6 separate regions of the Mus musculus genome follow, and regions 1, 2, 3, 4 and 5 are each linked to region 6. Evidence: chromatin loops called from intact Hi-C (ENCODE). Cell type or tissue: left cerebral cortex. All regions are shown on one strand. Region 1 overlaps Col25a1 (collagen, type XXV, alpha 1). Region 2 overlaps Col25a1 (collagen, type XXV, alpha 1). Region 3 overlaps Col25a1 (collagen, type XXV, alpha 1). Region 4 holds the start of Gm36373 (a long non-coding RNA gene). Region 5 has its middle 50 kb from the start of Sec24b. Region 6 overlaps Col25a1 (collagen, type XXV, alpha 1).

Evidence for each region. A loop is a pair of places that touch in the nucleus more often than their neighbours do. Peaks named below come from ENCODE experiments on the same cell type or tissue, not always from the same donor. Only the 100,000 strongest peaks of a DNase experiment are listed, where the experiment ranks them.
Region 1: it touches region 6 in a loop (2.6-fold over the local background); 2 of 42 quality-filtered maps call a loop at or near these places.
Region 2: it touches region 6 in a loop (2.6-fold over the local background); 3 of 42 quality-filtered maps call a loop at or near these places.
Region 3: it touches region 6 in a loop (1.9-fold over the local background); 2 of 42 quality-filtered maps call a loop at or near these places.
Region 4: a loop joins it to region 6, with 4 times the contacts of the local background. A loop is called at or near these places in 15 of 42 quality-filtered maps.
Region 5: a loop joins it to region 6, with 2.3 times the contacts of the local background. A loop is called at or near these places in 2 of 42 quality-filtered maps.

What each region holds. Positions count from the first base shown.
Region 1 is chr3:130,262,268-130,267,267 of GRCm38, reverse strand. All of the region lies in intron 2 of Col25a1 (collagen, type XXV, alpha 1), which reads right to left. Among named protein-coding and RNA genes, the nearest start is that of Gm22682, 59 kb to the right of the region's middle. In left cerebral cortex, no CTCF peak of the experiment used is centred here; a DNase peak (open chromatin) is centred at 2,003.
Region 2 is chr3:130,398,507-130,403,506 of GRCm38, reverse strand. The region is part of intron 4 of Col25a1 (collagen, type XXV, alpha 1); the gene reads right to left. Among named protein-coding and RNA genes, the nearest start is that of Gm22682, 200 kb to the right of the region's middle. In left cerebral cortex, no CTCF peak of the experiment used is centred here; a DNase peak (open chromatin) is centred at 2,519; H3K4me3 peaks cover 540 bases; H3K27ac peaks cover 607 bases.
Region 3 is chr3:130,383,920-130,388,919 of GRCm38, reverse strand. Col25a1 (collagen, type XXV, alpha 1) reads right to left here. Exons shown (of 38, transcript NM_029838.4): 3 at 2,001-2,045. Among named protein-coding and RNA genes, the nearest start is that of Gm22682, 180 kb to the right of the region's middle. In left cerebral cortex, no CTCF peak of the experiment used is centred here; a DNase peak (open chromatin) is centred at 2,868.
Region 4 is chr3:130,692,250-130,697,249 of GRCm38, reverse strand. It overlaps Ostc (oligosaccharyltransferase complex subunit (non-catalytic)), which reads left to right. Exons shown (of 4, transcript NM_025509.3): 4 at 772-1,333. The coding sequence ends at 790. Gm36373 (a long non-coding RNA gene) reads left to right here and starts at 4,598. Exons shown (of 3, transcript XR_867641.2): 1 at 4,598-5,000. In left cerebral cortex, a CTCF peak has its summit at 3,025 (motif pointing right); a DNase peak (open chromatin) is centred at 2,405.
Region 5 is chr3:130,108,075-130,113,074 of GRCm38, reverse strand. No RefSeq gene overlaps it. Among named protein-coding and RNA genes, the nearest start is that of Sec24b, 50 kb to the right of the region's middle. In left cerebral cortex, no CTCF peak of the experiment used is centred here; DNase peaks (open chromatin) are centred at 2,178, 2,518 and 4,601.
Region 6 is chr3:130,182,206-130,187,205 of GRCm38, reverse strand. Col25a1 (collagen, type XXV, alpha 1) reads right to left here. Exons shown (of 38, transcript NM_029838.4): 2 at 4,372-4,441. Among named protein-coding and RNA genes, the nearest start is that of Col25a1, 3.9 kb to the right of the region's middle. In left cerebral cortex, a CTCF peak has its summit at 1,939; DNase peaks (open chromatin) are centred at 925 and 1,827.

The sequences.
Region 1 (5,000 bases), 80 kb before region 6:
TTCTAAGCCTCTTCTGAAGTTAGGTCTGGTTGCACAACTACGTCTTGTGGACACAGCTTGAAATGTTGGATCCTGGCTTGCTCACTTTGGAGATATTTTCCACATCCTCCCCGCTATCCCCGCTGACTGGAAAATAAGAATAGTCATCTGAGACCATAAAATGGAAGCCTAGAATCTAAAAACTAAATTTTTTAAAAAAGGAGAAAGATCCCCTGTTCTTGCTACCGTCAAGCTGCCAGCCACTCTGACCACTTTCCTCGGCCCATGACAGAATATATTGACTTCTCTATTGACTGCCATTGGCGCTACAGAGTCTCTGTTGCCTCAGAAAAGCCTGTATTGTAGCTAATGAAGTCCCACCTAACACTTTCTTCAACTATAACCCAAAGTCTCTTGACAATCTAGTTAATTTACCAAACACCTTTTTCTTTAAAGAGTCCATTTTTTTTTCTGCAATTTTACATCATTTTTCTCCACACCATCTCTGATATGACAATGCTTTAAGTTTGGCACAATCCCAGATTCCATGACCAAAGTGCTCAGTCAGGCCGCGTTCCCCCTAAAAAACAACATCTGGTTCTGCTTCAGACTGCTAGGCAAGCTAAATTCCTAGTTTATAGGGATTAAGATGATTTTAACTCATTTTTCAGAACAAATTCCCTTTCCCTCACAGTCATTTCAATTCACACAACATACAAAAACACATATAATATATAGAATATAATAGAAACACTGCTTTCTCTAAGGTTACCCTGATATAAAATGGTCGCTATCCTCCTACTGTGCACAAGGCCTCCATAGGCAATCTCCTGTGTACCAGGAAAGTCCAGGCACCTTTAAGGAATCATCATCTATCTGGAAAGAAAATGTCAATAGAACACCAGCATTATGTGGCTCTCTGCTTCCTTCCGGCTCCCCCCCTCTCTCTCTTTCTCTCTCTCTCCATAAAAAGGAGATAATTACACCTGCCACAAAACTACTTCTCACTACCGTTATGAAGACAAATGAGATAACCTGCACGCTAAAAGCATTCTATGCTTTCAGAAGAAGCAAGGCTAGCCAAATCTAAGCTGGTATAATTCTGCATAATGTTTTCCAGGGACCGTCTGAGCACCCGAGAGGGTCATTACCTACAACAAACTCTTGGCACCAAAGGTCCGCCTTTCTGACACACACTCCATTTTGTGCACCTGACAACGCTTTTCCATTCATTGGGGGTAACTCGGATGCTGATTTAGTCATCTCCAGTCTGCTAAAAAAGATCCAGATTAAAAAAACAAAAACAAAAACAAAAATAAAAACCATAAAGCCTTCTATTTCTTGCAGCAACTGAATAAAGAGAAAGAAGTTCTCTAAATCGTGGAGTTGCACTTGACAGCTTAACCGTGAAACCCATTTCAATCAACTTCAAATGTAAAGCAGGTTTGGCAAGAACGGAGGAGGGGATAAAGCGGGAGAAGAAAAGGCCTTATGGCCAGCAGACAGCTCCCTCATGTCTACTGTCTGCTGTAATATACCAGTGACTCCAGAGGGCTACCCACTCAGCTGAACCTGGCCTTCAACTCTGCCCCATGAGGTTCTTCTACTTGCTAATCCTAGGTCGTATGCAGAATCCTGCTTTTGGTATCCAATGTTGGAAGAGGCTGTAGATACAAGAATTAATAGTTGTAAACAAAAAAGATGCACAAACTGTTATCAATCTAGTCTGTTATCTGCAGCCTTTAACTTGATCGTCTACACTTGGAACGCCCTGATAAGCCCTCTGTATATACTCATCCTGGGGTTATCTAGCCGACTTCTCTGCTTTTTGGTAAAGCACCCAAAGGTTGCTATGTTCTCTGTGGTGCCTCCTGATAAAGGTGCCAAGCAATCGAATCAGCAGTTGGAACAGTAGCTGCAACTGTAGCCTGCTGCGTGTACATTTGCTGCAAGCTGAAGCCAAGCAACCCTGTACTCAACTATCAATTAACCGCGGGGGTGGCTGGGTAGGTGATGCTTCACTCTCTTGGCAGCCTTCCTGGAACAGAGATGTAGTGATGCAAGGTAAGAACACAGCCTGCTTGAATTGTAAGAGATCATTTCGGGTCTGCTGTACAGTTGTTTGCAACTCTGTGTGGCTTGTCCCCAGGGCTCCTTCTCATCGACCCAACGCTTACGTGATTCAGGTGTTGGAGGTCAACTTTCATTGGAATTTCTCTCAAAATGGAATTTTGATGGCAAGGCTTTGGAGACAGCTAGCTATTTGTTTAGCTAATGTTGAAGAAAATAGAACTGACGAGTGAACCATTGCTCCGATGCGATCATTAATCATTTCTCCACAACTTAAAACCTTTGCTAATCCTACCACAGTGAGTCAGTGGCTCATGACAATCCTTGTCATTGTTCACTTTGAAACCACCAGGACATTGGGGAGAAATCATAAACCCCCAGAAATGTATGCTTGATTCATAATTCATCCAAATATGCATTTAGAGTTATGCTGCCTGTCAGTCTGACCCACATATGCTCCCGTGAAAGTACTAAACCGTTCAGGTGACATGGTCACAGTGGCCACCAGTGCTCTTTCCTCCCAAGTGCTGAGATAAAAAGCATTTGTTAGGGAACCGCTTCATCTACATTCCACAACCATTGGGAAGCCTGTCTGCCTGAGTGGGCAGTGCTCTCCCCGGGATGAGAAACGGGAACTCCTATAGTTCAACAGCAGTAGAGAAGGTGACACCCATGAGTCCATTCTGTGTCCCCCTCTGCCGATTAGACTATATCGCACATTGCTATGCAAACTTAGCCAGGGGAAGAGTCAAACGTTGTGGGCCCTGCACTTCATCCCTCACGGATCAGTCCAGGCAAAACACTGCATCCACTGGAAGAGCAGATTCCATAGCCTAGCTAGCATTTATGCCTCCAAACACAGGAAACCCGGGATGCCAAAACCAATAAAGCCACTTCACACACTCCGTTATTTCTGCTTATGCGCAGTCATTCACCAAACACAAACTGAGATGACTGCTCTCAAGAGATGCTGGGCCATAGGCTACAGCCATCGACCTATGCTTCTCCATCAAAACCCCCAAGACCCAGGAAGAAGGATGGTTTTCCCAAGAAAACCAAAAATCTATCTTTTTCACAGATAAGAAAACGTTTTGTATTTTGATGTCATTTTGGTAACTGGAAACTAGGAACTTTCCCCCAAATTACCAAGTATCGCTTCCACACAAAGTAAAATAAATAAATAAATAAATAAATAAATAAACAAACAAACAAATAAATACAAGTCCTCTCATGTTTTCTTTTATTACAGACACAAAGAATGGCAGTAGATACTCCATTTCCATTGCAGAGAGAAAAGGTGCCCATGTCCTCACAGCCTTCTCTGTCATACCAAACTGGATTTCCTGAAGACCAAGCAACAGAAAGCTGGAGTGTAACAGATACTGCAAACAGAAGTGACTCAAACTCATTGCTTTATATTGTTTTCTCCATTTCCATTGACAAACATAAACCAGGCTGCTTCCTATGACGATACACAGTGCTGTGAGCACCGGGCTGAGGAAATGGGGACCTCCAGCAGTGCCCTAAGAAGTGGGCATTGTGCTTCATAACGGCATCTGTCAATACCCTCCCTTCCTCCCGCTTATCCGAGAGTGGTCCACGGTTAGAGCCCCTCACGGGGCTTCCAGCAGGTACCTGCTGTTAAAGGCAAGATGACTTTGAATAAACACAGACAACTGTGTTTAACTACCTAAATGATAATCCAATGTGGCAAAGGACAGTCCCAAAGCAACGGCTGCTTATTGCCCTGCACATACTCAGAATAAGTGGGCATCTATTTCAGTTTCCAAAAGCAGGTGGGGCTAATCATATAACAATACTGAATGGCGAAGGCTTTATTTTTATTGTACCGAACAGCTGATCGGAGATCAGCCCAGAAGGTAATGAGAGTTCCTGATATGCTGGTTTTGATTGTAGCTAGTAAAACCATGGAGGGATAATCTCATCCAAAGCACACTGTTTTTATCAAAAATAAGGACATTAAAATATAAGATCCCTGGCAATGGGATTTACTGTCTTTCAGAATAATACAGAATTGATAAAATTCACTCCAAAGTGTTATTGGGAATGACATCATTAAATCACTTTCGTTTTCTTTCAGAAGTCTTTGTAAAGGAAAACCATTATCCTTACAGTGAAAACTACAGAATTCCCAACACAATGCATCGAATACCCGACTCAAAGTGTGCTCTGCTTTCAATAGAAACACTTGTTCTCATGAATATACTGAGAGACAATGTATGGTGCTTTTCAGACATTAATTTCAGTTTTGTTACAGCTCAGTGGTGAGCCAATTTAGGGGGGAAAAAAAGAGAATAGGTTTCAACAGAAAGGAAAGAAGCTCCAAAAAGACATCTTAAAAGCTAAGTTTCTGCTAACAGCATAATTACAGGAACAAAGGGCAAGTTACTGGTGAGGATTTCAAACTCTACCTTGTGTCCACAAACTATAATAATTTACACCAAGACTCTCACAATAGAATGGAATGCTCTAGAACCTCTAAAAGTCTTAACTCTTTCAAGGACACACTCTTTTTGTTTTTTAAACTCTCTCTTTTTTTTCCATTTTTTTAATTAAATATTTACTTTATTTACATTTCAAATGTTGTCCCCTTTCCTGGTTTCCCCTCCAAAACCTCCCTGTCCCCTCTCCCCCTGCTCATCAACCCACCCACTTCTGCTTCCTGGCCCTGGCCCTGTCATTCCCCTACACTGGGGCATAAAACCTTCATAGGACCTAGGGCCTCTTTTCCCATTTGATGACTAACTAGGCCATCCTCTGCTGCATATGCAGCTGGAGCCATGGGTCCCACCATGTGTACTCTTCGGTTGGTGGTTTACTCCCTGGGAGCTCTGGGGATACTGGTTAGTTCATATTGTTGTTCCTCCTATGGGGCTGCAAACCCCTTCAGCTCTTTTGGTTCCTTTCTCTAGCTCCTTCGTTGGGGACCC
Region 2 (5,000 bases), 220 kb before region 6:
AAGAAAAGAAAAGAAACTGAACCCTCCTCCCTACGAAACAGAATGTACACCTGCCAGCATCCTGAGTGGCCCTCCAGAAAGGCCTAGCGGAAAGGAGCATGGACAACAGAAAATGAAATTTCTGGGAAAATTGGTTGGCTCTGCTTCAGTAAGAGACAAAGCTGGGTGGCATAAAGACTTGGACAGACTGACACTAGACAGGTGCTCCCTGGAAGGGAATGAATTGAGATTCAATGTACTGTATGCTCTTATGTCCCTCGTCTTTCCTCCTCAGCAGACTGCCCCTGTGGGTCCGTGTCACGCCTCTCCACAAGCTCCCATGTGAGATGCACATCTCGTTTCCTAACTTTAAAAAGCTGAGGCAATACCTGAGCCTTGTTTCCAGGTATTTTATTTTAAATATTTTATAGTTAAATGTTTTATAATGTATTAAACATAAAAGTTTTTGTATCAAATGTTAAAATCTAATACTCTATTATGAGGCTTTTAGTATTCCATTATGCACATGGACACACATAGCATTCATGCATACATATATTTGGTTGTTTAAGCGGGAAGCTAAACTTTTATATAAACATAAATAGCTATTTCATTGAGCTTCAAATGATAATTGTTGTAGATGAGGTAAAATCTTTTGCTGGTTGGACATTCATAATTTAAGATGGTATTTAGATGTCATTCATGGAGTAAAACAAATTAAAAGTGCTGAACAGGTATCTTCTTATGAGAGATTTATCACAATGATTTTATAGTCTTGACACCTTTTATATTCTGCCAGCCAATAAAACCATGGTGTGTCGGAGAAACATCTCAGTCCTAAAAGGATGCTGACGTCCCACTTCTGAGCGACAAACACTAATATAAACCACCCCTTGACTGTTGCCAACACATCCCCAAAATCGGGGTTTATATTTTCCACGAACCCTAGATTGCTGACATTAAAGTAAATGTAGTATAGTTTCCTAAAGGTCCTATAGTGGGCTACATCTTGATCACCACTATCCTTTATGGGAATAAAAGATATATATTGATTAAATAAATATAGAATGAATGAATTCCCAGTAATATATGAACAAAAGCTTGTTAGTTTTTAACAGAATTGAATGCTAGAAAATTATGTGATTTAGTATTTAAATGCTTTGTTGGACTTTTAGAAAGTACTAGGAGTTCTGGAAATGAAACGGAATGACTTTCCTGCTCTTTAAGTATATTTTTAAATGTCAAAATAAAAGCTTTACTCTCCCTTACATCGATCCGGGTCCTAGTTCATTTGCCTTGTGTTTTTGATTAAATATCTGCACATAGGAAATTTCCTATTATAGGAACTACGCAGTTTCTATAACGAGGTTCCTATAAATTATGATATTTGATATGAGCTAGAGCAATTTTTCATTTTGTTCAAAATTTCCAGTGATCTGAAATTGCCATCAGCTGGCAAATGACCAAGCTCTCTTCTGAATTCTATTAATGTCCCTAGATTTAAATCTTAAAGGAAGGGGGCATTCCCCCATTCCCTCTAAAAGGAGATGCTAATGCCTATGGGAAAATAACATTATAAACAAATAAAACCCAGGGGTCTTGGTCAGCAAAATGAACAAACCTTGCCTTTCATACAACTTTCAAACCAGTGAACAGCACATGAATTTGGAAACAGTTCTTTTTCAACTCATGCTGTATAATGTACAGAGTCTGTATGTAGCTGTGATACCAGGCCAGCTTACTAGGCATGGAGACTCAATAGCTAGAAGCTTAACTTTAATATGCAAAGTAGAGGGCTGGTTAGGGGTGGGGCGGCATCAGAATAGATAATCACCACAACTGGAAGTGGAGGTTTAGGTCATTTCCTACCCAGGGTTACTCCTAGGGCACACTGGGTTATGGTCAAAGTATCTGAAAGGAACCAGCAAGTTAATTAGTTCCACTCCAAGGGAGGGCTTTTCACAAACCAGCTCTGATTCTATAGCATGGATTAGAGGTCTAAATGGAAGGCTACATATGGTGAAAGATATATACATTCAGCCATTACCACAGACAGGCAGTAAATTATCTGGGGGGACCCGCAGAGCGCTCTGTGGCCCTCTCTTTAAACCTCCCCTCTCACCTGTGAAAGAGCCTGAAGCCGTATGCCATTGGCTGTTAATAATGCTCTCTGGAAGGAAGCAAGCTGAAATTGTTCCCAAACTGCAAATCAACAGACCACGTATATATGTCTACTACTGTTGAATGAAATGATATATCAGAATAAAAGACCGTATCTGCAGTACAGGACTCAAGTATGCTTTCATGTAGCCTATAAAATCCTTGGGCTCTGGGCAGCACGGAGCTCTGAAATGCTTCTGTTTCCACTCCCAGGAGGATATCCTAATATAGATGCTGTGAACGGAAGCCTCCAAAGGAAGTCTGTGATATGAAATTTAAAATAATTGTTTTTAAATTTGTAGTTTCCAGATTGGGTTTCTACCGTGCCTGCCAAACCTTCCCCTCTTTCTTTTTCTTTCTTCTTCTTTTTTTTTATTTTCCTGTGGGCTTGTTACACAATATGGATTTCATTTGTGTATTCATAGGAGGAAGTGGTGATTCAGCCACTTTGTGGGTATGCCTTTAGGTTTCCCCCTCCGCCCGCAGAACGTAGGGAGCTGGCATCGGTCCTGAGCCAGGAGGAAGGGAACAGACTACACAAGTGAGGTAGTGAAGGGGAAAAGCAGCCCTGGCTTCTATAGCTTGGCATGCAGCCTCTCGTGGTACCTCCTGATGATGTCTTCCTTCCCTGGCCAGCCCCTACCATCTCAGAGATGTCTTCATCCTCCTCCCTAATGTGGGCTTTGCACAGCAGAATGGTAGTCACCTTATTTCACTTCTTAAACATGGTTTCCTAACGCCAGTTGTAGAGGAACGTTCCATCCTGACATGTGACAAGTGGGAGAGGCCATCTTGTCGCCCTGCTCTAAAAAGTGCACATCTGATTGGACTGCAGTGAAGAGATAAAATATGAGCACTCCAGTCATTGTTTATCATGTGTCACTTGGGAGCTATGTGGCTTCTGTTTGCCACTCCCCTTTGCAAAGTATGGGATAAAATATAGCAAGTGTTTCCAGGGCTAAAGGATGCTATGAAGGCTGCTAGGGAAGAAAACTCACCGACAGTGTCACCTAGTTATGGTTATCCTTGCAAGGATACTAACCTCCAAGCAAGAAATGGTCATGAGTGAAGTCATGAAACTATCAGGTGTAACCAACTGTTCTACTATTTGATTGGAGAGAACAAACATCTAAGGCTACCTACCTCATCAAAAACATACAATTGGGGAGGTCATAGGCCAAAGGGAAAAGCATACTATTGTTGAATGCCTAAGTAAACCTGAATATGTTGTCAATGTTTTTTCTAAATATTTAATTTTATACCCACAGAGTAGTTCTATGCTCATCCTGAGGCAGAGAACGTCCTTTGTGTAGAAGGCTTCCAGTATCTAATGTCCAGCAGAATCTACCCGTTTATTGGCCAAGAATGCTTGCCTAATCACAAGTGTGTATGACACTTGCCAGTCATAGATGAAGGCTATTCTCATAGAATATTAAGGCTGCATTAAAGTAAAGAACCAAGGAAGGAGGAAGAAGGGTTTAGAGACAGAAGAAAGCAATACAAGACGAGAGTGTTTGCTCAGTTGGGGTCCCGGAAGTAGTTTTGAAATGTGTCTGTTTGGAGACATCAGTGCTGGTCAGTGATCATTAATTTTTTTGTGTTGTATTTCCAGGACTACGGAGTTCAGGCATTTGGTCAAACACCAGGCTAAATGTTGTTATGAAGACATTTATTAAGAGTGATTATATTTTCTGTGGGTCGTTCTTTAAGTAAAGCCTATTTCTCTCAATAGGCAGGGCAGGCTTCAAATCAGTTATAAGCCTTAATAGCAGAGGCCAAGGTTCTTTGCATTAGCAACTCTACCTTAAGAAATGCAGAAACCTTATAAGCCCCAGTGTAGGGGAAAGCCAGGGCCAAGAAGTGGGGGTGGGTGGGTAGGAGAGCAGGGCAGAGGGAGGGTACAGGGAACTTTCAGGATAGCATTTGAAATGTATATAAAGAAAATATCTAATAAATAAATAAATGCAGAAACCCCATCTGAGGGGTCTGTGAAGATCAATTTGATAGTGAAGTGCTCACTGGGCAAGCAGGAAGACCTGAGTGTGGATTTCCCACAACAGTACGCCGTCTAGCCCACTGGTATGTATGCCCACAGATCTTAGACTTCCTAACACCTATAACTTTATAAGCTACTTCCATAAGTAGCTCTCTAAATATTTAGATGTCCTGATGGATCTTTTCCTCTAGAGAACCCTGAAAGAATCACCAAACCCCTTTCTATTAGCACCAGATCCATCTTCTGTTTCTAATTTTATCATCAATTTTCCAGGGCAATGTGTACTCCAACCATGCCAGAACTCCGGTGCACAGAGAAAAATGCCCCAATAAACCATCGTTTTTGGTTAAAACAAGTTTAGAGCCTCTTTTTTTATTACATATTTTCTTCATTTACATTTCAAATGCTATCCCCAAAGCCTCCTATACTCTCCCCAACCCCGCCCCCACCTTGCTCCTCACCCACTCCTGCTTCCTGGCCCTGAGATTCCCCTGTACAGGCGCATATGATCTTCACAAGACCAAGGGCCTCTCTTCCCATTGATGGCTGACTAGGCCATCCTCTGCTACATATGCAACTAGAGGCACAGCTCTGTGGGGTACTGATTAATTCATATTATTGTTCCTCCTATAGGGATGCAGACCCCTTTAGAAAAATTCAATGTGCCTTGTTCTGCAATTTATTCTGTATTATAAAAATCTGATGCTCGACTGAAAAATTACATTCAGATTCAACACCTCTCTTGTGTGTTTGACTGATTGTCACTACATCCGACTCTTCTGCCCATCTGCCTAAGTAATCCCGTTCCTTGCAGACCAGGGACTCAGAGGGTCTGTGGCACTTGGGTACTTTTTCTAGCTCCTTC
Region 3 (5,000 bases), 200 kb before region 6:
CGGGCAGTGAGGGGAGAGATGAAAAAGAGAAAGAAAGAGAAATTAGTGACTATGAATGTTAAAATTAACTCACAGATAAATTACCACCACCACCACCACCACCACCACCACCATCATCATCATCATCACAATTCTAAGAACACAGAGGAGACTTGGAACCCAGAGATTTCTTTAAATCATAGACCTTTGAGATGACAAAACAAATGAATTTATAGCCAAATTGTCACAGAATTTGGACAAACTTTCAGGTTCTCCAAAGCCTGTTCAGGCGAAGCTGAGAGGTCCATGAACCTGAAAGAAAACTGTGTAACACATACAGGCCTATGTAGCATTCGAGTCAGGAGAATCTCGGTTGCTTTTGATGGATCATTGCAGAGAGCTGAGCTTGATAAACACTTGAATCAGCAAGGCCTAACATTTGTTCCTTGAAGAATGTCCTACCTTCACCGTTTCTGCCAATGCATAAGAGCTCAGTCCTAGTGTCTCTATGGTTTTCTTTAAAGCAGAACACAGGCAGAAACCGAGACCATCCCTGTATTTTATATACCATATGCTCCAAACGCCACCTTCTATGTAACCAGGCAGTGGGGAGGTGGGTTTATCTCTATAGGACTTTACATAAGCACACATGTTTCTTCTTCCTTCTTAATTTCTTTCTTTTGACAAAAGATCATTTTGGTGATTATCTGGCAACAATATTTTGTCATTTCTTTTCTCTCAAAACTTCTTGGGGGTGGGGAGAGAGGGGACCAATTGGAGGAGGAAGCACGGGGCAGGGTGGGGCAGGTAGTCGGGGGTGGGGGGCAAATGTGAATAATGATCCTAAACACATATGCATAAAGATGTGATAATGAGCCCGATTACCCCACATGCTAACCTAAACACTCTGTTTTTAAAGAACATGAGAAAAGCCTCTATTGTGAACTCTGTCCTTTATGAAGGGATACCCACCCAAGTTTCCAGCCATCTACATGCAGAGAGGCTGATGGACAGCCCTTGAGAACACTAAGCACTCAGCAACCATCCTCCCCAGTTGGTGAATTTTCACAATTCCTTTGACTTTGCCATCTATTTTGAAAGGGCAAGGGAAAATGAGATGTCCTAAATTCTGTCCACAGCAGGACAAGCTGGGGTTCTACTACTTCAACACTTGGCCAGTGATTGTCTTAACTATTGGTAAGTTCTACCATTAGATAGTGGGAGGTCCCATTTTAGAGCATGCCGAAGTCACCATGAAAAGAACTGATGCTCTCTTAAGAAGCCTTCTGGATTATCAGCCCTTTTGAAATCTCAGACTTCCAAGAGTAAAAATAGTAACCTACCTCTCTTATTGCTATATCGTGGTTACAAACGTATCTTCATTTGGCCTTTGCTATTTCACTTTCCCTATAGGAACTCCCACAAACTTGGAGTGGGAGCCAGGACAAAGGATTGCAATAGCCCTGGCTTGGAGTCGGCTGACCCATCACTTCCTCAGTGACAATGTGGAAACCCCAGACTGATCAATGATGCCACTCTCACCACTGAAGCTCTGAGGCTGTACCAGGAGCCCCTCCCACAGCCCGTTAAGAACTGCACAGCAAGCAGTATGACACAGTGTGTCAGTTCATTAAAATAACAGCTTTCCAAAATGTTTTTGTGAGTGTGCTGAGACAGATAAATACCCACATGCTGGCCACCCCAGAGAGGACCCAGAGTGATGTTGCTATACCACATATGGATGCGAACTGCACTACGGAATGCAGGACAGAAGGGTTGGCCTTGATCAACAAGCAGCTAAAACCCGGGAGCTGGGGGTATTGTTAAACCCTAATGAACAATATTTCCCAATGCTCCTTTCTTAAGTGTTTGTTGTAATAAGGATTTGCCCTTAAATTCAACGTATATAATAAAAGTATCAAACTTGCACACACCTTCCAATAGGCAACTATCACTATTAATTAATGGGAATAAACATAACTACTACACCAGAACTTGAGTAGCACAAGGCAGACACTCACCAGATTCTCCTCTTCGGCCTCTCTTCCCTCGTTTCCCTGGAGGACCTGAAATATAAAAGATGCTTTGTAGCATATTTCATGTTTTCCAGTTGTATAAGGGTTGCTACACAATTCCTAAGACTCTGTTCACTGTTTTTCACCACCAGCTCCAAGAAAGGGACCAGATGTTGTTGATGAAGATTGCTACTCTCCTGCTTCAGCAAAGCCAAGCTCTATTCCATCTCACCCCCAAAGCTGGTTGGAACAACTATCTATCAAACATACTTAAGAGTCAGGATTTCTGTTCATCTCATTGATATACCATCAATACAGAACAGATTTGCTAAGCCAGCAGTTGAAACGCCTTATTTATTTTCTGAAGGCCTCAAATTATAAGAAACAAATCTATATAACTATTGTTTGTCTTCAGTCAGGTTCAACATGATTTTTCTGAATGTATTTGGATAGCAATCAACTAAAAACATACACAAAGAAGAATACAGCTTAGATTATTTCTGTTAAATGTGAATATAATGGAATTCAGTGATTGTCACTCGGATAAATTCATGGTCATAATTTTAAGTCTGTTTTTTTTTTCTACAGAGACAAGATCATTATCACTTAATGAACAGTTAGCCTTAATGATGATGCCATTCATGAGTCAAAAAAAAAAAAAGGAAAAAAAAAAAGAAAAAGAAATCAAACACCCTTTTACTTCAGTGAGTTGCCTATAAGGACATCAGACTCACTGCATCAAATTCTAGCCATTTGCACTTGAAGACATTGTTCTCAATTACACAGCTTCTGTCTGCATTTCCTTGGGTGAAAATAGCTTCCAGTGAATTATGGCTCAAGTGAATGGAAGAGAGCAATCAGCCCACAATAAGTACTGAGGGCTTCTAAGTCTTGCTGGGAGAAAACGCCAAGGAAAACACAGAGCTGCCTGCTGCTGAGGCATGAACTGCTGAGTGGAGCTGATGACTTCTAAACTCTGGAAAGTTCCAGGGACACGGCCGACTGTCACCACGAGTCAGAGTTATCAGCTACAAATAAACACCACCATAAGCTGTGGGAACACTGGTGGCCCACCCAGCTTCCCCCCAGCCTCAAACAGGAGAGGTATGACCATCTTTGTTGATAGCAGGGTATAAATAAATAAATAAATAAATAAGCAATGATATCAGTTGAAGATGTTAGGAGACCCAGCTTTATAAGCAAAACCCAAAGTGTCAGTAGGCTTTTGGATTTCTTTCTGTATCTTGGAACAAAGAGAGAATCCTATGCACACTCAAGGCATTTTCAAAGATCAGGACAGAATTAAATAAGTAAATATACGTGGTGGGGCCCTACTATATAGGAAAATACAAACTTATAGACTTGCCCCAAATCATGCAATCAATATTCCGATATTTGTAACTCTCCTTTAAGATTAGAAATCGGACATTTGTAGTATAAAATCACTAAACCAAGGAAACCGAGCAAGCTCACTTGTGATAGACATGGTTAACTTTAGAAACCACCTTTGAAAAGAAGAAGAAGAAGAAGAAAAAAAAATATATATATATGCAGGGAACTTAGGAGCTCTAGAAATTGAGTAAGTTTCAACTGACAAACAAGAAAAAATACACATTTAAATTCACAGAAGAGACATATGAATATTCACAGGGATGGAGACACCATCAGAGATACCAGAGGCATCCTGACGAACTGTTGTTCACTTACAAATAAATAACAATTATTGATTCACTGGGAATTAACTTATTTTCTTTTCTCCATGAAGATGTTCCCTTAAAACAGTAGTTAAAGTTGAAGTTAAAACATGAAGTTAAAACAATAGTTTTACTAAGTATTTTAAAGAGAATCTAAAATAAATTAAAAAAAAAATAGCCTTGAAAGAAAAGGGATAAGAATGAAGCAGTACTACCTTCTGGAGAAACCCCCAAAGCAGAGTGACACTATTTCTGAACATGTCTTTCTCGAATATTCAATCACAAATCCAGAAACCAATCAAATGCCACAGAAACTGTGGGGCAGAAGGCATTTGCAAGATGGCATACATTGAAGGTAACAGGGCTTTTGAAGAATATCACAATACTTGAGAGATGGTGAGGCCAAACTAAGTTTTAAGATGAGAGTTTAAATATGTTAAACCTAGAAAAAAACACTGGCTTGAAGAAGAGTAAATTATAATGACAACTGGAAGCAGACATCTATAGGGAGTCACTTCCAACATAACGTTAGTGAGCCAATGAACTGCACAAAGTCCTCCTCAGCCATGTCTAGGTATCTTGCTGACAAAGAGTGAGCCAAAGTTTAAAGAAGTTCGAGGTACAGATGAGAACTCTGGGCCTTGCCTCTAAATTTAGGATCAAAACCAAACATGAAAAACAAAATGGAAGAGATGAATGGATGAGAAACCTCTCTTCTCATCAAAACCCCTGGTAAGAGATGACAAGACTTGGGGAGATAGCACACACTTTTAATCTCAGAACTCTCTGTGAGTTCAAGGCCATCCTGGTCTATATAGATCTAGTTTCAGGATAACCAGGTTACATAGAGAAACCCTTAGAGAGAGACAGAGAGACAGAGAGACAGAGAGACAGAGAGACAGAGAGAAGAGTTGATAAAAGATAGTGACTTTGTCCACCCATGCAGGGTAATTCTGTTCAAACTCTTTTGTTGTTAATGTTAATTTTTTTTATTTCGAAATTAGCCTAATAACCAGGTTTCCATACATCTTCTTCATCCATCCCTAGTTTTAGCTAACCCACCCCTTACCTTACCCTCTTCTCCCCTTAGCCCCACTTCCACCGAGTGCTAACATAATGTGTTAGCACTCACTACTGCCCATCTGCTTCCTTCTTGCATGCATTCGATCATTCCACAACTGGAAAAAGATTGCATCGCCTTCACATTCTACTACAGAGACATGAGCACATTGGGTTTTTGTGCCCACTTCCTTTGGGGTTAGCCCTGTCCTTTATGTTCCTGTATCCCACACCCTTCCCTGTCTAAGCCCTT
Region 4 (5,000 bases), 510 kb before region 6:
TTTTCAGGCCTCATGGAGTAACTCCATTTTATAGTTGAGAAAACGGAGTGAGGTTTGACCAGCCTCACCCAGTGAATAGTAAGGGTGCATCAGAGGGGGCACTCTGGGGGCCTCAGTGAGTTCCCGTGTATTCAGTCATTTGGTAGTGTGGGTAGTAAGTAGTACAGCATTTTTCAGAGTTTTGTTCTGATCCTGATCATGCCTCCATGGTATTAGATCTCAGGTGCTTATGGCAGAAGGGAGGGTTGGGACCTGAGTACCTCATTCAGTTCCTTAAAGGGGCTTCGGAGCGTCAGTGAAAGCAGCTTGATCTTTGGTGTCATCTGTGGGCACTGCTGAAGCCTGCAACTGCTTTCTGGACACTTGCAATGGAGGCAGATACCTTTGCAGTTTGGGGACTCAGGGTCAGCTCCAGGCATGTATTCCTGGCTTTCCCATGCCTCCTCTAGTATGACGAGGGGCTTTGAAATCCAAGCTAGTTTCCATAAAAAGGTTTAATTTTTGTTATAATTTTGAGAGCCCAAAGATTGCTTCTGTTAAGCTTAGCTTTATAGTCTTCATTTTTCTGCCCTTCTGTGTCTAATTGTATGTTAGTTTGCATTGCTTTGTGATGTTTTGGGAGGAAGGAGACCAGGAAGCCTGGTTATGTGTTATCACGAACCAGGGGTGATGCTGAGGAAGAGCTGTGACGTCATCAGATTCATAGTCGCCAGGCACTCTTGAATGGCTGCTTCCTGGTCGCCTTTTCTGATATGAATTCTCTTTCTGCAGGGGCTACCTGATGGGCTAGTGTCTTTTGAGAGGAAATCAGTGGATCCCGGATTTGCTCCTGTTAATGAAGTTTTAAAGGCTGACCCACTCCCTCCTGCAATGTGGAAAAGAAAGAAGAGCAGTGTAAACGCTGCACTGAGCGACACCCTAGCAAGCACAGCAGAGCTAGGACCGGAAGTCACGGGATCAGAGACAAGTTCATTACAGTATTTCCCTTGATGACCTACCCCAGTGTACCAGCTATGTTAAACGGCATTTTTTCTTAGTTTTTTATTTCTTAAAGAAAATATACTCCTCCTAAAACTTTGGTATTGAATAAAGTGATTATTTTTTACAAACCCATCATCAGCTTTTGGACATGATATTTCTGATTTTCAGAAATTAACGCAAATTGAGAAGTATATTGTGAGAGCTGAGATATTTGGACGATTGGCCAGTTCCTGCAGTGGTGCTTTAAATGGTGTGTGTGCTACTCTGCAATTTCAGATGCATACGGGAGACTTGTTTCCTGAACAACATGATGTATGAAAGGAGCAGAAATAAATGATTTTTCTAATTAACATTTTAGAGTGTGGACTTTTTGTTGTTTTGTTTCTGAGACAGGCTCTCACAGGCCCTGTCTGGTCTGGAATTTGCTATATAGACCAGGCTGGCCTCAAACTCTTAAGAGATCCACCTGCCTCTGCTTTCTGAGTGCAGGGATCAAGTATGCCACCAGAACCAGCCTAACTGAATTAACTTGATCTGTACGTCGGTAAGTTCCATCTTGCGTTGTTCCTCGGGCACAACCAGCATCTTCAACTACATCGTTAGGTGTCAGGTCCACAAGTGCCCTCTTCTCCCTCTCAGATGGGCAGACTCAGCCTGGACTGCAGTCAGAGCAAAGCCAGCATTCCGCAGGAAGTCGGGAAGCCTGTCGCCATCGGCCAGGAGGAGCCACTTCCCTACACTGACAAACCTGTTGCTGCATAGCCAAGCCTGCGCCCGACTCCAGACTCCCTCAGCCCCACCCCTGACCTGGTGTCCTGCTCCCTACTCTACTCTCTTCTCTGTCTCCATTTTCTTTCTTTCTTTCCTTCCTTCCTTCCTTCCTTCCTTTTTTTTTTTTTTTTTTGGTTTTCTGAGACAGGGTTTCTCTGTGTAGCCCTGGCTGTCCTGGAACTCACTTTGTAGACCAGGCTGGCCTCGAACTCAGAAATCCGCCTGCCTCTGCCTCCCGAGTGCTGGGATTAAAGGCGTGCGCCACCACTGCCCGGCTTTCCATTTTCTTTCTTGTTTCACTATTTTCTCCCACTGAACGGCTGCTCTAGCCCTGGCCGTGTCCAGTCTGTTTTCTCTTTCTGCTCTGGATTCTGGATGCTTCTCTTATTCACAATCAAAGCTTTAACCATACCATGGAGTGGTCATGCACAGTAAATGCGATTTCCTTACTGTGCCCCCTCGTATAGCGCATTAGGGTGCTTCCTGAGGCAGTGGTTCCACAGTTCCATGATGCAATCACAACGTGTACGCTCATCGGACTGGTAGTTTCTCATTGGCTGACTGGTAGGTGGCAGTCCCTTTCTCATTGGCTGACTGGAGGTGGCAGTCCCTTTCTAATTGGCTGACTGGGAGGGGCAGTTCCTTTCTCATTGGCTGACTGGTAGGAGACAGTTCCTTTCTCATTGGCTATCAGTAACATGTCCTGGACACATCTCTAGACCAGTCTGGTTGTATAGTTTTTCTGGCCAGGTCTTTTAGTTCTCTAACAGGCCGTGGCCTTCACTTCTTTCATAGCTCAATTCATTCTGATCATAGAATTTGTAAGTTTACAAGATTTGTCCCTCGGTTGAGTCTCCCACACCCTTCCAGTTCCAAAGGTGATCATTAGCAGCTCATTATTAAAGATTCATTCATTTACTCAGAGGGTCTTGAACATAGGATTAAGACGATGAACAAAGGCTCTGACCTCCAGCGCCGGCATTCGGTCATCAATAGATCAAACTGTTTATAAGCTGTGAGGTACTCAAGTGCAGTAGCCAGGACCAGTGTGGACGAGGAGACGGGGTAGCCGTGCTTTAAGCTCTGGGAAGGAAAGATGACCCAAAGATATCAGAGTTCAAGGCCTGATTCAGTATGCATACAGTCTCAGTTTGTTTGACTATGAGAACATCTTTTAAAGCCTTTATGTTAGGCAGACAAAAGCAACTGCAATACAGCAAGGTCCCATTTTTCTTTATTGATGGAGTAGTAACAGTTCCTTCTATGTACCACTAGGTGGTGCTATGCTAACGGTATGTTTCTGTTTCAAAAACTTGGAAATTAATTTCCAAAGCGTTTTTGAGTAATCATTTCTTTACCCAGTACAGTGAAATATTAATTTAATTAATATTTAAATCAATATTTTGAAGCATATACTTATATAAAATGTCTTGTTGGTAAAATGTACTGTGTTTATGTGAAGAAGAAGAAAAAAAAACAATACTAGGCATAAAGTATTTTACGGCAGCGTGAGCCGGCATCACAGTGCACTAGAAAGCTGCTACGACTTATTTGCTAGGCAGGTGAATGTAGAATGAGTTTTCCTGCCGGAAAGGAGACAAACTCATCTTTGACTATTGGCTCTCTTGGGAGAGGATGCTGACAAGTATAAAGTGGTTTTGTGGAATGTGAGTCGTCTGAGAGGAGAAGGAAGAAAGTGGATTTAGGAAGGATAAGATGGCAGGTGAAGTCAAGATGTCATTGGCTGGCAGGGCAGTATGGCTAGACACTGACTGGGCTGCTGTTGTGACCTGGGTTGGAGACCATCTCAAGACTGGCACAATTTGCCTGTGGAGCTGAGGTAGACCTGATAAAGGATCTGAGGTTGCCATCTTGCTCCACCCTACAATGAAGTCCTTCCTTCAAGGGAGCGCTGTGGCCGCTCAGCCAGCCTCCCCCTTCTTCTGTGGTCCAGGACCCACCCCACCGAGTTGTGCCACACAGGGGGCAGCTCTTCCAACCCCAGCTACCTAATCAAGATAATCTCGCCTAGACACACCCAGGTGATGTGAGATCTTACCAAACTGACAATGGAGATGAACCATTCAGATTAATAAAGAAGATAGCCTGTTTGTAGGACTATAAACGAGAGCCAGGGGTGGCATGGGCTTGTTATTTCAGCGATCGGGATACGGAGGCAGAAGGACTGAAGCCAGTAAGTTCCAGGCCAGGCTGGGCTACACAGCAAGATCTTGTCTCAAAACAACTGAAACCTCTCCCCGTAAGATAATAAAAAACGAGAAAAAAACAAAAACAGTAAGAAACGAAAAGAAAGAGTGTGCTGGCGATCACTGTTACTGTTTACTTGAGTTATAAAATGGGAACTAACACAGGTGCAAAGTTGGGAGAATATTGTCTGGATGGGAATGGAGCTGCTGTGAGTGCACGGCCGTTGTTTCTGTTGTATGCTGTAACCTTCCTAGCGCAGGTCGGTCTGCACGTAGAAATAAGAACGACACATTTACAGAGTCCAAAGAGTGAGTGCCAGATAATGAGTTCTATGAAGCTAGCTCCTGCCCAGGTAGCGCTTCAGCCCAGAGAACCCACAGGCTGAGATTCCGTACTGCTGGAGCCAAGCCTGCTCTCTAGTGCTCCACAGGACCTAACCTAAAGTTTGTGGGAATTGAACGTGGGTCCTCTGGAAGAGCAGTCAGTGCTCTTAACTGCTGAGTCATCTCTCCAGCCCCAAAGGTCAGTGTATTAAAACTCTTGCCAAATACTATTTTTTTAAATGTACTTACACTTTTCGTTATAATACTACGAGTTCTTAGTGGACCTGAATTTTAGCTCTTCCAATGACCAGCTGTGCAACCTTCAGCAAAATCCTTAGGTTTTCTGAGCCTCAGTTTCTCCTTGGAAACTGAAGGTAGCAATGCCTACTTCTTAAGTAAGAAATAAAGTAGAGCACAGCTTCTTGATATTACAATTCATAACAGTAGCAAAAAATTACAGTTATGAAATAGCAACAAGAATAATTTTTTCTAGTTTGGGATCACTACCCCGTGAGGAACTGTATTAAAGGGTCATAGCGCTAGGAAGGTTGTGAACCACTGCATTCGATGCTCTTTAAAGATGGCTTCAGAGCTTTCTCGGAGTTAGGCTCTGCCTCATTTTTATCGTTTTTATTTAGTATATGGTCGCACATTCTCCTCTGGGGATGGAGGGTGGGAATGTGCACATACAGTCATGTGGGATAAGTGTGATTGACT
Region 5 (5,000 bases), 74 kb after region 6:
GAAGAAGGAGGAGGAGGAGGAGGAGGAGGAGGAGGAGAAGAAGAAGAGGAGGAGGAGGAGGAGGAGGAGGAGGAGGAGGAAGAAGAAGGAGGTGGCAGCTTGAGAGAAATGGCTCAGAAGGTCAGAAGGTAAAGGAGCTGCTGCCAAGTTCCATCCCCAGGACCCACATGGTGGAAAGAGAGAACCAAACACTACAAGTTGATCTCAGACCTCTATAAGCACAAGCACACACAGATATACAGACTCACAGATGCACAAACACACACAGATACACAGACTCACAGATGCACAAACACACACAGATACACAGACACACCGACGTACACACACACACACAGATACACATATACTCAAACACATACACACAAACACCACTAAATAAATGTAAAAGAATAAATAAATGTAAAAATCTAATATTTGAATTATAATTTTCAGATGCTATCTTGTAGACACATGTTGATTGTTGACATTGTTGAAAGTTTCAGTGAAACTTTACTGAGCATGATAAGTTTTGCTTATATATTTTTCTTCAAAAATTCTAAGGGGAGAGAGAGAGAGAGAGATCCTCAGGAGTGTAACGGCCACATGAAGTTCTGTACATCTTCTGATACTTTCTCTTAGTCGTTGCACTTGGTAAGATACCAAAAAGATGTATCTCACTCTAAAATCATCACATTTTCTGAAATATATAAATATTTGCCCAATTAGAGAGTGAAAGGCTCATGTTAATGGTGTTTTAATCTGAATTTTAATGAATGAGATTACACCTCTTTCATAGACTTAAAAAACAAAAGTATATCTTCTTTAAAGCTGGGCAATGATGAAGCATGCCTTTAATCCAGACACTCAGGAGGCAGAGACAGACAGATCTAGCCTGGTCTACAAAGTGAGTTCCAGGATAGGCCAGACAAGACTACACAGAGAGACCCTGTCTTGAAAGAAACAAAAACAAAAGAAAGGAAGGAAGGAAGGAAGGAAGGAAGGAAGGAAGGAAGGAAGGAAGGAAGGAAGGAAGGAAGAAGGGTAGAGGAGGGAAGAAGGCAGGGGGAGAAGGAAGGAATCTACTGCCAGCACTTGACTAGACCAGCACAATTCCTTCCTAGATTCTAAATCTGAATCTTAGACCCACAGGTAAGGGAATCTCCCTCCGCTCTTCAAAGAAGCTTCTCTTTACAGCAGATGGAGATCATCAGAAACCCCAACTGGACACACTACACAGATGAACGGATGATGGGGAGCTCAAATACATCTACATCACAGCTCCTGCATCAGGGGCTCAGAGATCATCAGAGAAGTGGGTGTGGAAAGATTGTAAGCGCCAAAATACCAGGAAGTCTGCTATGAAAGAGTGTCTCCTAGAAATGGCTGCATCCACAAGACTGAAGTAATGCCAGGATCAATAGAAATGCTATCCAGAAAGGGGGAACGTCCAGGCTTGTCCATCAAGCACGTTTACGCACTGAGCCATCCTGCCGGTCCACAATCTAAAGATGCTTAACAGTGTTGTAAAAGTACAATTGACATGCAATAATCTGTATGTATTTACTTGTGTAGCTTAATAGAATTTTAACCTTTGTATACGCCTATGAAATGCTTACAATCAAAATAATAAACGTATTCATGACCCTGAAAGGTTTTCTTGTAGCCCAGCCCCCTATAAAAGTGTATCTGCTTTCTCTCACTATCTATTTGTTCACATTTTCTACAGTTCTACAGATCTGTTCAAACAGAAATGCCCATTGTTATGTGTATGGATGTTTTACCTGCGTATATGAACCACAGACATGTCTGATGCCTGAAGAGATCAAAAGAGGATGTTGTATGCCCTAGAACTGGGGTTACAAACTATTGTGAGCTGTCTTGTGAGTGATGGATATCGAACCCAGGTTCTCTGGAAAAGCGACAATTTCTCTTAAGTGTTGAGCCAACTCTCCAGCCCTAATATATGGTCTTTTGTCTAAAATTTTTTTCAACATACAAGTTCTTGTGTGGGTCAGTACTGGTCAATGGTAGTCTACAACAATAACCCCAAATGATTTTTAAATGGATACAGAAGCTATAGAAACCAAATTCAAAGAGAGAGCTCGGAAAAGCAAGGGAGTGAGGTGAAAATAACTTGTGGGGTGGGTGGGAGACAGAAGACAGTGACTTACACTGTTCTTAAAAACAGCTTCTACTGGAACCTCTCAGACACTGAGCCACCAACCAGGCAGCAGACACTAGCTGATATGAGGCTACCAGCACATATACAGCAGAAGACTGCCAGGTCTGGACTCAGTCAGAGAAGATGCACCTAACCCTCAAGAGACTTGGGGCCAAGAGAATGAGGAGGTCTGGTGTGTGTAGGGGGACATCCTCATGAAGTCGAGGGCTGGCAGGGAGGAGGTGAAGGATGTGGAACATTGGAGGATGGACTGGGAGGCGGATAAAGTCTAGACTGTAAAAAAAAAAAAAAAAAAAAAGGTTAAAGAATAAATTAGTACTTTTTTTAAATCTAGAAAAAACAAAAACCAGCTTCCCTGAAACGCAACTCATGCACCACAGGACTTACCATCCAAATGTGCACAGCAACGACTCTCCCTGTTCATGTCCCGGGAATTAGGGCATGGGCTTACTCAGAATGCCTTTAAGCTGCCAGTTACAATCTACATACAAATCTATTGATCTTTTCAAAAGTATGCTATTTGTCTTTTTGTTATTGAGATGTAAGAGCACTTTACAAATATTCTGGATTACGTCCTTTGTAAGATATACCTTTTGCCTACATTACACGCCCCCCCCCCCCCCCGCCATGCTGTGGGTTACTGTTTCACTTTTTTCTTTTCTTATTTTTTTTTGAGTGTTTTGCATGTTTGTATATGAACCACTTGCATGCCTGGTGCCCAGAGAGGTCAGAAGAAGGCACCGGCTCCCTCAAACTGGAGTTACAGACTGTTGTGAGCCACCATGTTGGTGCTGGGAGCCTAACCCAGGTTCTCTGAAATATCAGCAAGCTCTCTTAGCCACTGAATCATCTCTCCTGCCCCTTATTTTTAATCTTTTAATCAACCAGTTATAACTTCATATACTTATGGGCCACAGAATGATATTTCAATATGTGTGTACAGTGTGTAGTGATGAAATCTGCTTGGCTGATGGCTCCACCATTTTATACTTTAAGTCTGGAAACCCCAAACTTAAAATCCTCTCCTCTACTTAAAAAAAATGTTCCTGGGGTAACAGTGCCACCGATGGGCTATGGAACACTAGAACTCACGTTTGGAAGCATGTTATCGAGCCTCCCTCTCACCTTCTCTTATGGTCTGAATGTGAAATGGCTCCGTAGGCCTTACGTGTTGAATGTTTGGATTCCAGCTGGTGGTGCTATCTGAGAGTCTTTGAGAGTTTCCAAACGGGAGCCTGCTCCCAGGGGAAGCATGGACCAGGGTGAATCCTTGCAGAACAGATCTTGTGTTAGTCTCCTCTGTTCTGCTTCCTGCTTCCTGGATGCCACAGGGAAGCAACCTTTCCGCCACTCTCCCACTGTGGTAGTCTCGCCACAGCCCACAGTCAGGGAGCCAGCCCACCGGCACTGACACGCCACAATCATGATCCAAAGCACGTGTCCCCTCCTTGTAAATGGTTTATCAGGCTGGTGAGATGGCTCAGTGGGTAACAGTGTGTGGGGCCAAACCTGACTGGCATCCCTGAGACCCATACAGTGAAAGAAGAGAACTAACTTCCACAAGTTGTCCTCTGACCTCCACTCAACACACATTGTGACACACACACAAAGACATACACACACTGAGAGACACACACACACAGACATGCACACACACTACAATAAATATATATATTTAAAATATTATATTTTTATATTCTAACTATGTAGAAGTTCATTGAAATAGACTGACTTTAGGTCTGGTTAATTTCAGTGAGTGATTTTTTTTTTAATTTACACGTTTTTAGAAACCTTTTGGGCTCTTCAGACAGGGTTTCTCTGGTAGCCCAGGCAATCCTGTAACCCTCTGTAGAGTAGAAACTTACTCAGTAGACCAGGCTAGCCTCTGCCTCCCAAATGCTGGGATTAAAGGTGGATGCCACCACCACCAGCTCACGTGTCTATAACAGTTTTTAAAATGTTTCTCTCTGTTATTCATCACAGACACGGTGAAACTAGTGATGTGTTTGCTTCCTGTTCCAGCCTTTGCCTTTCTAACCACGAGTCATTAGCATCCTATTTTTGTATCAACATATTGCGGTTTCCCATATGAGAGGGGGCACACAGCGTTTTGTTTTAGGGGTCTGGCTTAATTTACTTAAAAATCCTCCAGTTCCATTCATCTTGCTGCAAATGACAGGATTTCATCCTTTTGTGGGGAATAATAAATGTTGCATTACGTATAAATATCACAGTTTTTTTTTATCACTGCATCTCTTGATGGACACCAAGGTCCATATTGTATCTGGGTTCCTGTGAATGGTGTTTCATAGACCCTTGGGGATACAGCCTGGCTTTGGTCTCTGAATTTCCCTTCCTTTAGATATAAACTCCCACGTGTGCTATGATGGCTGCAGTCGCCTCTATTTTTAGTTTCTTAAAGGAACCTCGGAGCTGCTCTTCATAAAGTTGCACGAGGTCTGTTACGGGCTCCCTGCTGGCCAGGGCTCACTGATGGTCTGCTGATGATCCATTTTTTTTATAACGGCCACTCTGATGGGGAAGACATGTCAAGATCTTCTGAGCAGTTTTCAATCTTTGCTTTCCTTACTGATGTAACTGGCTTCTTGCATTCTTTATGTATCCTGAATGTTAGTCTTTGGTCAGATGATTTACAATTATTTTTCTCCCGTTTGTAAGTTGTCTCTTCCCTCTGTTGCGTGCTCCTTTTGCTGTGTGGAAGCCTCTTAACATAGCCCTGCCTATCGGAGCTCCGTGTGTCGTCTGTGCTTTAGGAGGGACGGGGGTCTGGGTTATACAAAAACAAAAAAACTAAAAAACCCTCTTTGCTTGTGTT
Region 6 (5,000 bases):
CATGCCTGATTTATATATACTTTTATGTAAGACACCAAGTGAGAGCCCTGACAGAATCCTATCCACAGAATGAGCCAACATATGCTCTCATCTGAAGGTCAGACTTTCTAGAGGCCCAGCCCCCAATGCCCATGGTACCTCCAAGACTCAGCTACCTCAAAAGTACTCTGCTAAAAAGAGCTTTGATGGATAACATTTCTGTTGTTGTTTTTTTCATCTTTCTGGAGTTTCTCCAAAGCAAAACTTCTCTAAAATAAAGCTTCTCTTGAGTTCCCAAGTAAATGTGAGCTGTCACAGAGACAGAGATGATCTAAAACTAGACCACAGTGGATAGCTGCCCAACTACAAATTTATTACAATCCTTAAAGTGGCTGAAATATAAATCATACCTCAGCAAAGCTACTAAAAATAAGTTTGAAACAGATGAGTCGGATAGGTCAGCTATCTGTAAATATCTAATTCAAAATTTCAAAGATATGTTTTACTACCCCACGCTCAAGTAGCCCAAGGTCTATGTACTTTAGTCAAACTTCACCCCCAATGTCAAAAGATCTCTCTGTTGATAAACGTAACTTAAGAGACTAATATCAATATCTATAAAGAACCAAACGCGCATAGCTCTTCAGTTACGCATAGCTTTAGTTCAGAGTTTGTCCATTAGACACTCAGTTCTGGGCAAGCATCTCAAAGATCCTTTTCTCACCTATAACCTGTAACTCTGTGCACTAGAGTTAAGTAGCAAGGAAAAGAACTGATTTAAGGGTTTGGCTCAGTAGTGTAGCTTAGCAGTGAAGTGTAGGTAGCACATTGAAGAGGCAAAAAGATAAAAGGCAGCATCTACAACTTCACACATACCCACTAAAACATCTGAGTGTTCACAAAAACCATCACCCTACAAGAAAGACTTGTCTGATTTTTTTGTGTGTGTGTGGGTTATTTTTTTCAGGATGAGTAAACGGAACACACTTCGGTTCTTTGGTTCAACCAAGGACACACAGCAGCAGCAGCAACAGCAGATCCAGAATCCCAGCCTGGGGGTAACCTGCTCTAAACATTCATTCTCTATGCTTCAGTAAGTCTTCGACTTCCCTTCCCTCAGATGTGGGCATGAATTCTCACCTTGACTTTAGTACATTAACTGTTTTCCCTGAGTCGTGGCCTCCTCATCTATAAAAGTAGCTCCCTAGAAGCTGGTGAGTAGGTAAAGGTTATTTGCACATCTGTTTACCAAAGGCACAAGACAAACCTGTCCTGGTAAAGCATTAGACGCCAGGGAATTCAGAATCTTAAAGAGTTGTTATGGAAATTAGAGAGTGCATCTCTTACATTACAAAACTATTGGTAAATAGCTCAGCCGTCTCCCACAGAAGCTCCCTCTTACGAGAAGGGGACAACAACCAACCAGAGATTGTATTATTTCCTTACGTCCTACCTGGAAAACCCCTTCAGGAACTTGGGTCTATCAAAAGCTATTAAAGCAAACACAAACAACATAGCATTACTCCCCCCCCCAACCCCCCACCATGGGCCTTTGGCTCTATTCCTGAGACTGTCAACAAGAGTGTCAACTTCAAGGGATGGGCACCTGTCCACAGGAACTGAGCTGAGGTCACAGGCCTGTCTAGCTCTGTCCTACAAACAGATGTCTTTGTGACAACTCTTAGTCACAGTGAGCCACAGCAAGAGTCAAACCAGGTGGGAAATGCTGTATCTCCTTTCTAATCCTTGGCTGGCCCGCTCATTCCCTGAGACAATGTCTCACTGACTGACTGTATTTCAAAATGGTTCTCTCCAGGATACAGGGTCTTTATTTTGTGTAATGCCTGATTATTACGCAAGCCAAAGGAAGTGTTTCCAGAACAGTGATTATTTGGTTCCATGTGCTGGAAGACACACACCTTCTGCTTAAGAAGCCAGGTAAAATCTGATGTGATGTGGGTCTCTAGTGGTGGCGATGAGATATAGCAGCTGTTACTGAGAGCCAAAAAAAAAAAAAAAAAAAAAAAAAAAAACAAGGAAATCCCATTTAAATTGTCCTGTTATGATGAGAAACACTCCACTGTAATCTCCCAAGATACACAAGGCCAACTCTAAACATATTAGCTTTCTCCCAGATCTGGTGATAATTAGGTTACATTTAACATCATGAACCATATCTTCACAGATAATAGAACTCAGAGCAGGAGAGGTCACTTTTCAGCTTTTTACCAAACTCGATAAGAATCCAGCGAATTAAACACGAACTGCTTTAAATACAGTTAGCAAAAACAGTACATACCAAAAGTCCTGGACTCCAAAGGGTGGGGTCAGTGACTCTCAGCACCAGGTGTCTGCAGAATTTAAATAATCCCAAGCAGCGATGAGGTGATTATGTATTTAATCCTCTGATGGAAATGTGACTTCCTTAAATATCTGAGTCCTGAGGTCTGCCCCAACTTAAAACAACTAAGAACGAAAGCCACATTTTCAAGTCTGACCTCCTTGATTTTTCTTCTAACGTAAGAGGTAGCTTAAATTTTCAAATATTCACATATAATTATGTATGTATGTTTTTATATATTTCCCCCATGTGTTGAGGGTTAAACCCAGGGTCTCGTACATTTTAGGATAGTGTTCTAAAACTGAGCTACATCAAGCTCTCCAAACTTTTTTTTTTTAACTTTTTGATTTTAAGACTGAATCTTACTAAGCTGTAACCTAGGCAAGCACTGAACTTGCCATCCCCCTGCCTCAGCCTTTTGCATAGCTGGGATAAGAGGGTTGGTTTTTGTTGTTGATTGGTTGGTTGATTTTGATTTTCTTTTGTTTTAACAATCTTTCCAGAACTGTCTTCTCAGTCAAAAGCCTTTATGTGAAAAATCATATATTTCCAGTATGGTGACGAATGTAATTGGATATATCACTGTGCCATAGGGCCAGTGGGATGGCACTTGTCACACACAAAGCCTGGATTTGATCCCTAGGATCCACTTGGTGGAATTACAAAGATAACTCCTGCAAGCTGCTCTCTGATTTCCATACAGATGCTATTGTACACACACACTAAGTTTAATTTGTAAAAAAGGTTTTCAAGTGTATACACTATAACAACCTGGTGTTCATATTTTAAGCTGATGTGTAAGGTGGCAGCTGTTTTGGCGGTGGCAAAAAATAATAATAATTCAGGATATTAAAAAAATTCAGAAACTAGTCTTTCTATACACAACCATTCACCACTTAACAGAGAGAATTGTGTTGTTTGATAACTTCCTACACTGCACTTACCCGAACTGAAATGGCTACATCATCAATAAATGACGTAGTCTTGTGCGATCTCCATCCTTCATGACGTGATCCGCCCTTGACCAAGTGGCACTATGTAACACCTAACTATATAAAGCACCAAGTATCATATTCTTAAACATTAAATAAAATGTAAAGGAATCACCTTACATGCCTGATAAGTGAAACTAGACCGTTCGTAATAAATGAATTACAGTGTTTATCTGAAAAAAAAAACACTAACACTCGTGGGGTTTTATGACGTATATTCTTGAATCCAGTCAATGTTTCCAATGGCCCTCATCCAAGACCTTTTAAATTGTTAAATCTACAGATAAATACCAACTCTCAGAGGTCTGTGAATGGAGAGTTACAATTACCCTGACTGGATGGGGGTTGGAGGAGTGATATTCATTAATGCCTCTCTTTTCTAATTCTCTTAGGTATTGTCATTAAAACAGTTCCCTAAAACTTCACAGAAATCCAGTAAAAACATAAGAACCTGTCCTGAGAGGGCGTTGAGGTTGTTATAGCTCATAATGGCAGCTCAAGATAAAGAATAGCTTTAGTCTTCTGCTTCAAGACAGGAGAGTGAGCCTTGTTGATGCGACAGAATCCAAGCTGGCGAGGAGGTAAAGGTTATTTGCACATCTGTTTACCAAAAGCACAAGACAACCCTGTCCTGGTAAAGCATTAGACACCAGGGAATTCAGAGTCTTAAGAGTTCAACAGCCATTTTCACCGCCACCACCAACAACAACAAATTATGACATTGTCTAATAAGATCACAGAAGACTTTCAATCTGAGACTCTAAGAACTCTGTCTTTACATACCATCTTGTCTATATTATTCATGGTGACCATCCCTGGCTTCCTTGCTTTCCCATAGCAGACCTTAGCATGCTGCATAAAACAATATTTAGGGCTTTTCTGCCATCTTTTGGACTGAGACATGTTGGTTTTATTAAAGCAGGTTGGGCCTGCAGTCTTTCTTCACTATTATTACAGGTAGACTTGACAGCACAAGACACCCCCCCCCTTTTTTTTCTTTTTTCTTTTTTTCCAGAGTTCTGCTGTGAAGGAAACGTTGTTAAATGAGGGCCGTTTTACCTGCTGGGCAGTTGCACTCTAAAGGTGCCTCCCTGGCCGTTCTTATTTTAGCCATATGTTCGTAGGATTTCTGTAGGGAAAGCAGAGGGGTTGACACAGTATCAGTAGCACTGAGGAGAACTAGACTCTCAGGGGCTCTCTGGCCACATGCCTGCTTCGCCAGCATCTGATAGCTTGCATAAGGAATATTTACATATGTACTTGGACTCTTGTCAAAAAGTAACAGAATCCAAGTCCTAAAATAAGACAATGACCACTGACATGGTAGCAGGATTGCAGGGTTTGGCTAACATCTTTCTCTAGTCCTCAATTACCACCCCACCCCCCCACCCCCACTTTCCTTTAGCCCAAGCATAGGCAGGCAGTGCAAAAGCCAGGCAGTGATATAGGTCCAAAGACGCTGGTCAAGAGTGCATAAGTGAATGTGAACTCTACACAGCCTCTCCATTGGAAGTAAATTTTAAATAAATAAATAAATAAATGGCCCTGATTTGAAACCAACCTTGAAGATAACTCTCAGCTTCAACAGCTCTACCTTCCAATTATTACCTGCACTGCATCCTTAACCAACTATAAAACTTTTTCAAAGTGTTTGAACATGAAAAAAAGATTCGAAGGGTGGAATTTAT